Regions from separate parts of the Homo sapiens genome. Here region 2 is linked to region 1. The links are chromatin contacts, found by Hi-C in ENCODE. All regions are on one chromosome and are shown on one strand. Each heading gives the region's core, a stretch centred on a gene start or an enhancer-like site at or near the end of the contact. The rest is flanking DNA. Distances are from core to core; before and after follow the strand shown.

Evidence for each region. Hi-C counts contacts between places; a loop is a spot of excess contacts on that map. Pooled maps may share reads with other maps.
Region 2: a pooled map shows a loop between it and region 1 (5-fold over the local background). The contact joins the promoter of TESK2 here to the promoter of ATP6V0B in region 1. A Hi-C loop is called at or near these places in 1 of 168 maps with a recorded cell type or tissue (naive thymus-derived CD4-positive, alpha-beta T cell) and 7 of 50 pooled maps.

What each region holds. Positions count from the first base shown.
Region 1 is chr1:43,971,116-43,978,601 of GRCh38, reverse strand. ATP6V0B (ATPase H+ transporting V0 subunit b) reads right to left here and starts at 3,642. Exons shown (of 8, transcript NM_004047.5): 1 at 3,495-3,642; 2 at 2,754-2,802; 3 at 2,429-2,512; 4 at 2,223-2,300; 5 at 1,943-2,012; 6 at 1,778-1,829; 7 at 1,386-1,576; 8 at 307-621. The coding sequence starts at 3,561. The coding sequence ends at 595. It overlaps LOC124904167 (a long non-coding RNA gene), which reads left to right and starts at 3,737. Exons shown (of 2, transcript XR_007066053.1): 1 at 3,737-4,159; 2 at 4,715-5,237. DPH2 (diphthamide biosynthesis 2) reads right to left here. Exons shown (of 6, transcript NM_001384.5): 3 at 7,413-7,486; 4 at 6,532-7,215; 5 at 6,268-6,444; 6 at 5,233-6,187. The coding sequence ends at 6,063. RefSeq lists enhancers at 1-98, 2,823-3,655, 3,854-3,903, 3,954-4,073, 3,656-4,489 and 4 more and silencers at 3,104-3,153, 3,554-3,603.
Region 2 is chr1:45,488,164-45,495,649 of GRCh38, reverse strand. TESK2 (testis associated actin remodelling kinase 2) reads left to right here and starts at 4,487. Exons shown (of 11, transcript NM_007170.3): 1 at 4,487-4,798. It overlaps CCDC163 (CCDC163 homolog), which reads left to right. Exons shown (of 5, transcript NM_001102601.3): 5 at 484-1,784. The coding sequence ends at 591. RefSeq lists enhancers at 4,199-4,493, 4,780-4,829 and a silencer at 4,330-4,549.

The DNA.
Region 1 (7,486 bases), core at 2,393-4,892:
AAGTAGATGCTGTCAGACAATTCGGGCATGGTGGTCAGTCAGAGCCCTGAGCAAACGGGCCTAGAAGGACTACAGGCACAAACACACCCAGGGGCCCCTATCTGCACACTCCCTCATCCCCAAACAAGTCTGTTTGGGGGTTAGAGTCCACCCAGCACCCGTGCCTCCCCACCTAGGAGCAAGCTCTGTGCAGATCAGAAGTGTGCAGTCAGAAAGCTGACAAGGGATTGGCATGAGGCTGAGGCGTACAGGCCTCTTTACCCTTCCTCTGTGAACGGTGACGCAAGAGGGCAACAGAAGCTGCACTGACCCAGACAAATACCAAGTTTATTTCACAAACACTAGGAAGATGGGTTGAGGGTGGAGGTGGGGGACACAGGTGCGCAGCTGCACAGAGTCAGCAGCAGCAGCCTGCTCCCCGCACTGAGGACTCGGCCTGGACTGCAGTGCCTCCAAATCAACACGCAGCAAGAGGGGAGTGCAGGGAGGGCCCTGAACACCAAGCCTCTGAAAGGCTAAGGGACACAGCTCCAGCTGTCCCAGGAAAACCAGCAATAAATAAAAGTGAGGCACGGCCCCACCCACACATATCATCTAGTCACCCATCTTCACTCTGGAGGTCTGCAAAAAAAGAACAGGAGAAATCAGGCAGGGACAGAGGAATAGGTAAGGCAGTGACAAATGATAGAAGATGACATCTAGCACATGGTTGGATGGACAGACCACAAGAGATATATGACTAACCAGGATGGACACACTGTGACAGACAAGGCAGACAGGGACAGACAACCACAGAGTTACGCTGTGGGACAGACGGAGAGAAGTGGCATATGGATAAAGCTAGTCACTAAGAATCAACTCAGTCAAGCACCCACAGTCACACTCAGACCCTCAGGCTGATCCTTAGTCACAAACTCACACACTGTCAGACAGACTAGACACACACAATTTAGACAATGGTGTCCTACTGACAGGCATGTGAGAGGGAGATACACATAGCTCCGAGAGACAGTCAAACACACCATGACAGACTGATATAGACAGACAAAATTCCATTCTAGTCTAGATCACAAATACAGACTGGAGACATGAAAAGCATGGCAGATAAAATGAGAGAACAGAAAGAGGGAGGACTAAGTGCTATACAGATACAACGCATTAGAAAGGGGGGAAAAAGAACAGGGCTGTTGTCAGTGACACCAAATCAGAGACAAAAATAGAGAGCCCCTGTAGGAGAAAACCAGAAGATGGAAATGAGGAGGTGGAAGCTGTTTGGGGGAATCTATAGTTATAGGTAGAGAAGGAGAGCACTTCAGCTTCTCCAGAAGGAGGGTAAGGCTAGGTTGGGGACAAGGACACAGAGGCTTCCCAAGGGGATTCATCACCTGAAGAATTGCGACGATGACCCCAAAGAGGCCAATGGCGCTGCCAAAGATCTCCACGATGAGAATCTTTACAAAGAGGCTGGGGTTCTGAGCATCGGCCAGGGCAGCCCCACTGCCCACGATGCCCACGCAGACTCCACAGAAGAGGTTAGACAGGCCTACGGTGAGGCCAGCCCCAAACATGGAGTAGCCTGGGAGGATAGAGAGGGGTGCAGTGAGGCTAAGCCAGGAATGGGGGAGATATGGGCTAATGGGGCCAATCACCATCCCCACTCTGCAAAGCAGAAAAAGTAGGTGAGAGAATATCAAAATGATGGCCCAAGCTGGGATGGGGGAGAGTGGAAGCAGGCATGAAGTCCCAGCATTTTGCATTCATACGCCCATCCACCCACCTGCATGGTAGTTCCGATGGCCGATGGCCTTGGGGTCTGTGGCACTGAAAGGCTGAGGGAAGAAGAAAAGTAATCAGAAACCATCCTGATGCACCCCATCCAATCTCTAAGGAATGTGTAGAACACACTGGAATGGATTCCCGCCACCACCCTGGCCTTCCATACCTCAGCCATGTTGCTAATGACAATTGCCATGATGATGCCGTAGATGGCCACAGCCTCACAGAAGATGATGCTGGTAGTGGTAGAGATTAGGGGTAAGGAGTGGAAAGGAGAAAGAAATGAGAAAGAAACCGTCCTTCCTGCCCAGTAAGTCCCCAGCAATCTTTCCCCTATAACATCCCATCCCACAAGGTGGCTTGTCAGAAACAGTATGTCAGATCAAACACACAGGCAGCGCCAACACAGCTGGTTCTGACAAAAGTCCAAGGACCCTGACACTTACCTGACCAGGTTCTTGGTCTTGATCCTGGGGGCCTTCACTCCTCCACCAATGATGGAGGAGCCGGTAATATAGATGCCCCTGGTGGAAGGATAAAAAACTGATGAGCAGAGCCCAAGCTGTCACTGCCCTCAGCATGCCTAAGACCCCAGTGACACCACCTGCCATGACTCAGCCCCTGCCCCCAGTCCCACCACCCCAATACTCACCAGGCTGCCCCAACCACAGACAGGGAGATAGCTAGGCCAATGCCCAGGTTGGACCACATGAAGGGCGAAGTCTCCGTCAGGAACCTGTTGTGGAAGCAGAGAAGAAAGCAGTTCAGCTCTAGCAGGGAAGCGGAGCACAAAATCTTAACCCCTCAAACCCCCTTCAACCCCACCACCAGTTCTACAGGCAACAACTGACCGCGTATTTCCCAAAGGTCCATGTCCCAGGCAGGCAGTGGTGTGGGGGAGGGACTCAGACCAGAGAAAAGAAGAGAGGCTGCAGGGAAGAAGCTTCAAGGGGAATCCTCCCCCTGCCCTCCCTTACCATGCCACATCAAAGCGGAAGCCCAAATCAAAAATGGTGTAGCAGACTCCTGCAGCAGTGAGGGAGAAAAAGGGGGTTACGGGCTGCTCGGTAGAGAGAAGTTCTTCAACCTAAAGTAGCTGCCGAGCTGAAGGGCCACCTCCCTGAAGGGGCGTCCTCAGGCTGCCCCCAGGTGACAGTACAGCTGTGTAGACAGATTCCTCTGCTTAGGCCTCCATTTTCTGCCATTCCCTCGCTAAAACCACCTCCCAGACCAAGCACCTGCGCAGGCAGGGTCGCCACCCGCAAGCCCGAATCCGAGGCGGGACCGAGGGAGCAAGCGCTCCAGCCAGATCCCGCCGGCCCAGTCCGTTCCGCTGTTTACCCAACAAGCTGTGGGTGGGGGAGGGCAAAGCGACTGGGAAAAGAGGAACCGGAGCAGCCGGCTTGTGACCGAGCGGGCCGGTCAGGAGCAAGAAAGGGGGGACAGCAGTGAGACGTGGGAGCGAGGGGAGACAGCGATAGTGGCAGGACGGGGGAGTGCTGCCCTCGCGGCCCCTACCCGCCCGCACCCCTCCTCAAGCAGCTGGAAATCCGGGTCTCCTTTGTCGGAGTCAGAGGCCCTCGCAGGCGCAAGTCCCCAGAGCCTCGGGTGCAGAGCGCGCGGGGGGCCAGTATTCCCCGCAGGCCACTTCCCCGCCGAGTTCCGACCCGGCCAGCTCGGCCGCGATGCTGCTCCCGCCCGCCAGGACCCGGCCTCACCCACGGCCAGCGCGCAGGCCCAGAAGGCCACGAAGACCCCGGAGTAGAGCAGTGCTAGCCCCGTCATGGCGGCGACGGCGGCGGGGGTCGGAACGGCGGGGCCGGAGCTACAAACGCGTCCCAGCGTCCACCGTCCGTCCCGCAGTCTGTCCGCCCGCCCCGCAGCGTCACCTAACTCGCCCACGTGATGCGCCGGTACCACGTGACCCCACGCCGGTTCCCCGCGCAGCGCCGCCGCCCGTCTAGAGCAAGGCGACGCTGGAACCGCAGGCGCTGGGGATTGTGGTAGTTGTAGTCACGCGTCTCGGCGGAGGCTTGGGCGCCCTCCTCTCTAGGAACTTCGACATCTGGCCGGTCCTTCTCGAGTCTCTCCACCTCGCCCTGCCAGCCCTGTTTTATTCCCGAGCCTGCTCGCGGGCCCCTAAGGCGTCCTCTCTGGCAGCCGTGCGTCCTAGCCTGTGGCGGGTGGCGCCGCGCGTGCCCTCTGCCTCACCTTGCTCACGGCGTCTCTCCGCCCCAGTGCGCCTGTTGGCGCTCGCTCCGCTGCCTGGCTAACACCTGCTGTCCTCCGAAATCGTCCTTCCGGCAAGCCTTCCCTAACCCAGTGGCAGGGAAGCGCGTTTGCTGGGCTCCCGCGATGTCCTGGTGATGCTTATTAAGCTTCAGTAAGATGTCACTACCCTGTCGAAATGCCCTGATGGCTCCCATTTCATTCAGGAGAAAAGCCAAAGTTCTCACAATAGCCTGCTAGGCTCCCCACGCCCCTCAGCTGACTTCACCTTCTAATATTCCCCCACTAACTCCCTCCTCTGGCTGCACTGCCCTCCTTGCTATTTCTTTGAACGTGCCAACCATACCGCGACCTCACTGCCCTTGCACTTGCTCTCTCTGCTTCTCCTAACTATACATGCGGCTCATCCTGTAACTTCCTTTCAGTTTTTGCTCACCTTCTTGAAAAGGCCTTCTCTGACCATTCTGTTTAATATTCCACCCCACTTAAACGCTCCTCTGCTTCCCAGCTTTACATTTCTCACGGTACTTACTGATCACCATTTGGCATACTAAGTATTTTATTTGTCCAACTCCCCTGGAAGAGTGGAAGCACCATGGCTTTTGTGTCGCTCACTGCTGTATTTCCAGTACCTGGCACAGAGTGTGTCCTCAGTACATATTTGTAGAACACATGACTGATGCCCACTTTGTCTGGGTTACCTTGTTAGCTTACAGCTCTGCCTCCACCATTAGACTAGGCATTCCCTGAGGGCAGGGACCACATCTCCTTTGTTCACCTTCAATACCCTCGACAATGCCACTGTGACCAGATTCTCAACAAATGTGGGGAAGAAGAGGCGAGTCTTTTCATTTCACCCCTCTCCACCTTTAGGGCCCAGCAACCCCACTTGCTTGAAGCATCCGCCATGTTGGTTCATGTTTAAGCCCAAAGGTCTTTTTCACTCCTTTTCTCCTGACAATTATTTTTTCCTCCAAAAGATCCAGCATAGGTGTTATGCCCTCTGGGAAGCCTCCTCTTAGTCCTTGTCAGGTATCTCCTGTGGGATCCAGCTGTCCCTGGGGCTTCCCTCCTCCCAGATAGAGCTGTTTCACTGTGTACTGACTGCGTATTTAACTCTCTTTCCAGGTACACTGGAAAGGAATCTGGTTAAATACAGTTAACATCTACATCCCAGGACCAGTGCAGGACCTGCAGTATTTCATGAATTAAAAAGAAACACAAAGAGAAAAGGTATCTGGTTTATTTAGGTTGCTGTGATCTCCCTGAGAAATAAGAGTCAGTATAGACCAACGCTGTCCAACCAATAGAACTTTCTGCCATGATGGCATATCCTGTAGCTGCACTGTCCCCTCATGTGGCTGTCTGAACACTTGAATGACTAATGTGACTGAGAAACTGAGCTTTTAATCTTAATTAACTTAAATTTAAGTTTAGCCACATGTATTTAGTGGCTACTGTACTGGACAGTGCAGGTCTAGCTAGACCAGTGGTTCTCAATTGAGGGCAATTTTCCCCCACAGATAACATTTGCCAAGGTCTGGAGATATTTTTGGTTGTCACAACTGGGGGAGTGCTTCTGATGTCTAGTGGGCAGAGGCCAGGGATGCTGCTGAGCACCCTACCATACACCAGACAGCCCCACAACAAAGAATTATCTGGCCCCAAATGTCAAGTACGAGTTTGAGAAACCCTGGTCTAGACTGTCTAGCACCTGCCTTTTGACAAGGACAGACCCTCAACTGCAGCCTGGGAACTGGGATTGGCCAAAGGTCCTGGGCTGCCCTCAGGAAGACAGATGGGTCCAGAGGCCTCAGGGAAGTCCCTAAGCCCTTTATTCCATCAGCCAAACAACACGCATTACTGGGCATGTGCTGAGCTTGTGCCAGTGCCAGGACAGGACAGAGACGGATCCTATCCTGTGAAGGGCTGCCTGCTCTCCCTCCTTCCAGGGTCCTTCAAGGATCTTGGCAGGGGGATGGGAGGTTGGTGCAGGGAGCACTAAAGGTCCTAGCAGCCATTCATAAGTCCATCTATGTCTCCAGCCCCACATGGTATCAGCCGCTTCCCTCATCCTCATAGGCGATGGCAATCCCTCGTCTTCCACTCACAGCTTCTGTCACTGGCGTCTGACCCAGGCGGGGCTCCAGCCCTTGCCAGCTCCGGGAACTAAGGAATGAGGCTGTAGAGGGAGGGGGCTCAGTCTGAGTGCGCTGCATCTGGAGAAAAAGCTCAGCTGGGAGTGGAGACTTGTACATTTACCTGCAGGACTGCTCTCAGCCAGCTCCAGCTGGGGCCGTGGGGTCAGAGCCAAGCTTCCATGATCATTTGATGACTTCCAGGCAGGTGGGGGTCGGAGATCTCCAGTAATGAGTGACACGTCTGGGGTTTCCCACAGCTCTGACTCAGGTGGTGGGAGAGCCACGTGGAAGGGAGAGCCTGAAAGGGAGGAGGAAAGAAAATCCATACTCACCCCCTGACTCCGTGCCCCAGGTTTCCAGCTTAGGCAATGCCCCCACTACTCACCAGGCAATAAGTCCGCATAATGTGTGAGGTGGGGAGCCAGGCCTGGAGGTGGCCAGGCAGGGTTGCAGGCAGCTTCCAGCTCACATGGTGCCAGTATAGGCTGGAAGAAGCTACCAGAAAGCTGGGGGGCTAGAGCACCCAGAGGACAGGCTAATAGCACAAAGACATCCACCTCAGGGAAGTTGGCAAGCTTGGCAGGGGTGGGCCGCCCCAGGGCCAACACATAGCTACGCTTGCCAGCAGCCTGAGTCAGGTTCCGCAAGTGGGCCAGTGCCTCACGGTGTTGGGCTACACCCAGTGTGCCTGCCAGCAGCCCTACCACGCGGGCATCTCTGGCCCTCTCTACCAGATATCGTCTTCGTGCCCTTAGCCGTCCAGCCCGGGCACCCTCATCCTGAGTCTTCCCTGTATCTGGACAGCAGGAGGAGAAGGGTTGACCTGGTGCCCACCCCAAGAGCAGCCGACTCAGGTCTGGGTCAAGGTCTGGGTCAGGGCTGGCCTTAGAGCCCCCTACATAGAAGGCACCATACTCTTCTAGACGCCTCCCTGGGGCAAGGGGGAAGCGGCGCCCAAAACGCTCTAGGGGCATAGGCTCTGGACTCAGGGAACCCACTGGTTGGGGAAAAGCTGGGCTGGAGACTAGCAGGTCCAGGTACCGTGGGCGCAGGAGAGTAGCCAAAGCCTCTGGAAGAGAAGGAGGTAGTGTTGAGGTTGGAGCCTGGCAAAGCAGGAGCTCCCTCATCCCCAGGAGACTAAATATGACCCAGTAGGCTGGGGCCAAGCCCATATCAAGAGTTCTATGGATGGTATATGGAAATGGGGAAATTAAGGCATAAAGCAGTTGGCTCACCCTTTGTGCATACACAGGCAAAACCCCTTACCCAGGGCATGGGCACAGGCCGGCTCACTCAGCAGCACCACAGGCGCTTTGGGGTCTGGGTTCTGGGCCTCAAAG
Region 2 (7,486 bases), core at 3,238-5,737, 1.5 Mb before region 1:
GGAGACCAGAGTCCTAGCCTGAGGAAGGAGGACAGTTCTGTGTTGGAAGGGCCCCCTTGATACATCATTATCTTCTCTGTTTCTGGTTCTGTTCCCCTTTCCAGGATCTCCATTCATGTTGTCCAATCTAAGCTGCCTCTGCCCACTACCTTCACCATGTCTGTTTCTTCATCCAGCTCTTAATTCAGTCTTCTGGACAGTAACAGTAGCTGGGAACTTTTATGGAAGCCAGGTAAGGATAAGGACAAGGATTCCCGTTTTGGGGGAGGCTAAATCTGAATGGTGCCTGAATGCCAGCTGCCTAATTATTTAACACTAGGTAGAATGGAGTCTCTGCCTTTCTGTGAACTCACTGACCTCTGTTGCTGTTTATCCTGTCAGTCCTCTATGTCCCTCTCTATTAGAAAGGCCTAGGGCCTAGTTCTATGCATATCACAATGCTTGCTGATGACTTGTTTTCTCTTCCCTTTTCTTTCCTCTTAGATCCCCAGAGGAGCACCCTTTCTAACCTGGAGCCCAGCATCTTTCAGCTCCATGCCCAGAGTCTTAAGCAAGAGGACCTATTCCTTTGGGGCCCCAAAATGCTCCTGAATGACCTGTAAGGACTCGTTAAGAATAGTAGGATGAAGGCTTCTTTGCCCACCCTCCCCTCCAAGGCCCTGTTTCTGGGCTGCCCGCCCCTACCTTCTTGAAGTAGCTATTATCTGTCTTATCTACTGAGGCTTTTCACTGCCTGCCCATCCTTGCCCCCCATCTCAGCTCACTGCAACCTCCGCCTCCCAGGTTCAAGCAATTGTCCTGCCTCAGCCTCCCAAGTAGCTGGGATTACAGGTGTGCGCTAATTTTTGTATTTTTAGTAGAGATGGGGTTTCACCATGTTGGCCAGTCTGGTCTTGAACTTCTGACCTCAAGTGATCTGCCCGCCTCGCCCTCCCAAAGTGCTGGGATTACAGTTGTGAGCCACCATGCCCAGCCTATAGCTGTACCTTCTGAGTGCAAGCTCAGTTGAACTTGGAAAGTAATGGGAGTTCCCATTCTGGTGAGTAGAATGAGGTAGGACACTGCTCTAGGGCAGTAGTGCTGGGGGATGCAAAGGAGGATGAGATATTCTGGTGGGACTTGGATCTGGACAGTAGGAGGCTACCTTTCCTCATCTCCAGCTTCTGCCTTTTTTTTTTTTTTTTTTGAGGCAAGGTCTTACTCAGTTGCCCAGGCTGGAGTGCAGTGGCATGATCTTGGCTCACTGCAGCCTCCGCTTCCTGTACTAAAGCAATCCTCCCACCTTAGCCCCCCAAGTAATAATATATGGGACTACAGGCACACGCTATCATGCCTGGCTAATTTTTAAATATTTTTTGTAGAGACAGGTTTTCACCATGTTGCCCAGGCTGGTCTCGAACTCCTGGGCTCAACTGATCCACCAACTTTGGCCTCCCAAAGTGTTCAGATTACAGGTGTGAGCTGCTACCATGCCTAGCCCCAGCTTCTACTGCTTGAGGCTCTCTTTGGCATCTCCACACATCATCCTTAGCAGCCCAGACTGCATTTCTGTAGCAGCCTCTTCCCTGGTCTCTTCTTTCAGTCTCTCTGCCTCTAATCCAGTGGCTTTAAGAATTTTTTGGCTGTGACTTCCAGTAAGAAATACAATTTACATTGTGACCTAGTAAATATGTGTGTAGATTTATTAACTGAAATAAAAATGTTATGATTTAATTTTTATCCTTAGTGGGAGTGATACACTGATATTTTCTATTATATTTCATTAAAAAATGCCTTGTGACTAATGATCCTGATCCTTTTCACTACTTGGACAACACGGAACATGAACTGCATGGGTCCACTTTGTTTTTTCTTTTTTTTGAGATGGAGTTTCACTCTGTAACCCAGGCCAGAGTGCAGTGGCGAGATCACAGCTCACTGCAGCCTCAACTTCCTGGGCTTAAGCGATCCTCCCACCTCAGTCTACCATGTAGCTGGGACCAGAGGCATGCGCCACCACACCCAGCTAATTTTTTGTACTTTTTGTAAAGACAGGGTTTCGCCATCTTGCCTAGGCTGGTCTTGAACTCCTGGGCTCAAGTGATCCTCCTGCCTCAGCTTCCCTAGTAGCTAGTACTACAGGCATGTGATGCCACACCCAGCTAATTATAAAAGGATTTTTGTTTGTAGAGATGTGTCTCACTATGTTGCCCAGGCTGGTCTCAAACCCTTGGGCTCAAGAGATCCTCCTACCTCAGTCTCCCAAAGCCCTTGGGATTACAGGTCTGAGCCCACACACCCAACCTCAACAGAAATATTAAATAGCAATGTGGAAAATTGTTATTTGAGCTGTCACCAGGTGGCAGCACATGATTTGTTGCCAGAAGAATGGTACCAAAAAGCCTTTGGTCAGGGGGACTGGGCTGGGGTGATCTCTCTTCTCCCTTCAGAGATTCTGTGAGCTACCAATTAATCTTCCTAAAACACTGCCCTGTTTAGTTTATGGTCCTGCTCAAGAATAGCTCTCACAGCATAAAAAACAAAAGACAAATTTGAATATTGGCATTTAAGCCCAACCCACATGCAGCCTCTTCTCTCTCCAATATCTCCTACCACACTTCTTTCTTTCTTTTTATATTTTTTTGGGACAGGGTCCTGCTCTGTTGTCCAGGCTGGAGTGCAGTGGCACCATCCACAGCTCACTGTAGCCTTGACCTCTGGGCTCAGGTGATCTTCTGGCTTTAGCCTCCCAAGTAGCTAGGACCACAGGTACATGCCACCATTTTGGGCTCATTTTTTTTTTTTTTTCTGTACAGACAGGGTCTCGCTATGTTGCCCAGGCTGGTCTCAAACTCCTGGCTTCAAGTGATCCACCTTGGCCTCCCAAAGTGCTGAGATTACAGAAGTGAATCACTGTGTCTGGCCATATTTTTTTTTTTTTTTTTTTTTTGAGACGGAGACTTGCTGTGTCGCCCAGGCTGGAGTGCAGTGGTGCGATCTTGGCTCACTGCAACTTCTGCTTCCCGGGCTCAAGCGATTCTCTTGCCTCAGCCTCCTGAGTAGCTGGGACTACAGGCACGCGCCAATACACCCAGCTAATTTTTCTATTTTTAGTAGAGACGAGGTTTCACCATGTTTGCCAGGATGGTCTCGATCTTCTGACTTCGTGATCCCCCTGCCTCGGCCTCCCAAAGTGGTGGGATTACAGGCGTGATCCACTGCTCCCGGCCCTGGCCATATTTCTTAAACTTTATGGCCACCAGGAATGCATACCACTTATACTCTTCCAGGAGGATGAAAGTCTTAAGATGTCTGAAAAGGGGTCTCTAACCCCTGGGAGTGCTAATACAGTAAGGCCCATACTGCTTGCTCTTGCCCTCCTCCTGTTCTAGTCTCTTCAGTCATGAGATTATGAGCTCCTGATGTCCAGGCACATGCAAAAAGTGAAGAAATATGTGCCTTGAACAGCTGGGCAGAATTCTTAGCTGGGAGCGGTGGCTCACGCCTGTAATCCCGGCACTTTCGTAGGCCAACGTGGGCCGATCACTTGAGTCCAGGAGTTACAGACCAGCCTGGGCAACATGGTAAACCCCGTCTCTACAAAATATACAAAAAATTAGTCAGGCATGCTGGCGTGTGCCTGTAGTCCCAGCTATCCGGGGAGGCTGAGTTGGGAGGATCATCTTAATCCAGGAGTTTGAGGCTGCAAGTGAGCCATGATCGCTCCATTGCACTCCATCATCCTGGGCGACAGAGTGAGACCCTTCTAAAAAAAAAACAACCAACAAAAACAACAAAAAATCCCAACTTATTCCCCACCAGCTTTCTTTCAAAATCTGTTTTCAAGCTAGCTGAAGTGTTACCTCCTCTAAGCTTTCACTTAACCGAATCTCATAGTCATGATTAATTGCTTCCCTAGCATTTTGTTTAGCTCTACTGATTGCTCTTACTATTTCAAGTCGGTATTATTGATATATTTTTTCCTCCTCACTATACTGAAATCCTGCAGGACGCAGCATTCTTACCGCTTTTCCTTACTCAGCTATACCTTGACCAACCCGAAAGCCGCGCCAGTCTAGTCCATTTTCTATTGGCTTTATCAATTACCAATCATTTCTGTGTTTAACATTTTTATTGGTCCATCTTGTGTTTACTGCCCCGCCCTCTAAGAGGCTCCTGGACTTGGGTTTCCCCCAGGTGTATTCCCTCCTCCTCGGTTCCGCCTTTCCCACACACTGCTTCTTCTGTTTTTACCTCGACTTCCTTCCTATTGGTTCCCTTCGTCCTCCGGAGTTGGCACCTACGGCTGTTGATTGGCTTTTCTGGACGCCCATTGTGCCCACCCTCATACCACGTGGCATTCCTAGCGCTAATTGGGCAATTCCACTACCTCGTTTATCAGGAGTTGACGGTTGACTGGCTACTCTGAGGGAGGGCTTGAGGGAGGGGCGTGGCCAGCCGAGACCCCGCCCCCAACCCCCCTGCTGGGCCGGGTAGGCGTTTCAGTCTTTCGCGGCCCGGGAGCTCAGCAGAGCTACCAGCTGCCCTGTTGGCTTCGCTGGTCGGATCGTCCTCCTGGCCCCGCCAAACAGGCGGGGGGAGCGGCCCCGACTGTGGGGCCATGGCAGTAGTCTCCTCGTTCGCCGCCGCCGCTAGCCTAGCTGAGTCGCCGGCTTCTGCGCTAGGGGCTCCCACCGCCTCCGCAGGCTAAGGAGCCGCTGCCACCAACGAGCTGTGAGGGTTACTATGCTCCCTCTTTGCCGCCGTCTCCTCCTCTTGCCCGCGCAGGCACCCCTCTGGCTGCTCAGTCCTGCCTCAGGTAACGTGAAAAGAGGACGGGGGTCACAAACCCGGGCATCCTGCCTGGCCCGCGCGCGCTGCCGCTCCACCTCCTCTGCCCCGGAGCAGAGGCGCCTGCGTCCCTCCGCACCCGACGGGACCCCTCGGCTTCCCAGAGGTCCCCCTCTCAGCGGCGGCGGACGCTCCCTTCCTGGCCGCTTTCCCCTTTCCTTCTCACTTCCCTCAGGCTCCCCGCCACGTCTGCTCCCCCTTAGAACCTGGGAACCCATTAGAAGTTACCTCGCTCGCATTAGGGATCTTTCGTTTTCTCGGAAAACTCTTGTTTCAGAGACTTCCAGCTCCCCACTGAGCGCCTCCCTGCTCGCATACCCGCTCCTGCCTCAGAGATCTGGGTTCCTTCACTTGACTTCCCTCCGATACACTCTTCCCTCGAAAACGTTCACCTCTACCCAGGAAAACAATTCCCTCCCCTCAGACCCTACTGCCTTCCCCCTCTTCTTTCCTCGCTTGTCATCGTCTCCCTTCCTTTCCCCTCTCTGCTTTTTACTCTTCGCTGTGAAGAGTGGACTAAGCCAGTGTTCAGATTTCGCTACAAGCGAAATCCAGGTTTGCGTAATTTAAAAGTCTTTAAATTGTATACCTCTGAGAAGAACTTGCTGAGGAATTTGGACTTCATGCTGCATGCATGGGGAGCCGTTGAAGGTTTTGTAAGCAGGAGCTTGGTATGATTGCATTATCTTTGGTGAAAATATAGAGGAAGGATTGAAAGTGAAGACCGTGGAGGCGGAAAGGCCAGGTAGGCAGAAAACGAGTGTGCTCATCCAGGCGGGAGGGAATGGCCCGAAATTCCAAGAGGTTTCAAAATAAAGTTGAGAAGAATAGTAGAAAGTTTCTGACTTGGCTGATGGTGTGAATCGGTAGTGTTAATTGAAATAGGGAACATAGTCTCTGGTTATACCACCCTCAACGCTCCTGATCTCATCTGAAATAGGGAGCATAAAAAAGCAATTTTGAGAGAAGGTAATAAATTTGGTTTTGAACAAGTTAAGTTTCAGGGTTTGTTTGTTAGTTTTTGTTTTTTTTGACGGAGTCTCATTCTGTCACCCAGGCTGGAGTGCAGTGGCACGATCTCAGCTCACTGCCACCTCCTCCTCCCAGGTACAAGCGATTCTCCTGCCTCAGACTACCGAGTAGCTGGGATTACAGGCATGCGCCACCACGTCCGGCTAATTTTTGTACTTTTAGTAGAGACGGGGTTTCCCCACGTTGGCCAGGCTGGTTTCGAACGTCTGACCTCAGTCAATCCGCCCACCTCGGCCTCCCACAGTGCTGGGATTACAGGCGTGAGCCACTGCTCCCAGCCGAGTTTGAGGTGTTTTGAAATATCACTGTGGGTATCTGGAAATTTGGGTCTGAAAATTGGGAGAAAGCTTGGACCTGGATACATAAATTTGGAGGGTCAAGAGAATATATGGGGGATATTTGTGTGCCTTAGTATGGAATGGTAATACTGAAAGATGAGAAGGGCTGTGGACCAGAAGGAGCATCATTGTTTGAAAGGTAATAGACACTGAAAAAGAGAGATTAAAGGAACGGGACAAGAACTAGAACATAACAGCATTATAATAGGAGCCAAAGAAAGGATTTCAAGAAGGGAGTGGGGGGCGGTGACTATCAATGTCACGTGCTTTCGAGGTCCAGCTGAATGAGAGTTAAGAAGCTTTTTTTTTTTTTTCTTTGGTGTCAGGGTCTCACTCTGTCGCCCAGGCTGGAGTGCAGTGGTGCAGTCTCGGATCCTCCCACCTCAGCCTTCTGAGTAGCTGGGATCACAGGCAGGAGCCACCACACCCAGATAATTTTTTGTATTTTTTGTAGAGACGGGATTTCTCTGCGTTGCCCAGGCTGGTCTCGAACTCCTGAGCTCAAAGCTATCTGCCTTCCCCGGCCTCCCAAAGAGCTGGGGTTACAGGGGTGAGCCATCATGCCTGGCCTGCCCTATATTTAGCAATCAGGAGGTCACTTGTTTCCTCTGAAATGCAGTTTTGGTAGGGTGGGGATGGCAAAGAAGGTAGTAGTGAGATCATGATGGATTGAGGAATAAATGAGGAGAAATGAGTAAAATTATTCTCCAGAGTTTGGTTGTGAAGGAGAGCTGGTTCTAGTGAAACTCATCTTTATTGAGAATATACTATATGCCAGGTACATAAAGATGCTTTATAGATCACAACAGCCTTGTGGTTAACATGTCAGTATCCCTCTTTTACAGTGGAGAGTACTGTGGACAAGGATTTGAGCAGGTATGTCTAGTTCTGAAACCTGTGTTCTTTCCATTATGGCACATGTGTGTTTTTCTTTTCAGTACAGGTGAAACAGTTCTGTAAGTGAGGGGAAGGTTCATCTAGGAAATATGTCAGTCAGGCATTTTGCCCTTTGACACCAAAAGGATAGTAGTGAAAATGGATAATGATGTGGTAGAAGGGAAGGAAAGTGAGGGAGTTTAACAGATGGCCTTATCGATGTGATTACTTATCTGTGGAGAAGTCAGTTTGGAGACTGAAGACACTATGGTGAGTTTCTGACTTGAGTATTATGGCCATGGGAATCTTAAATGGAAAATGAAAGAGAATAAAGATTTAACAAAAAAAATTGTTGGCCAGGTGTAGTGGCTCACTTTGGATTTTTTAATCCCAGCACTTTGGGAGGCTGA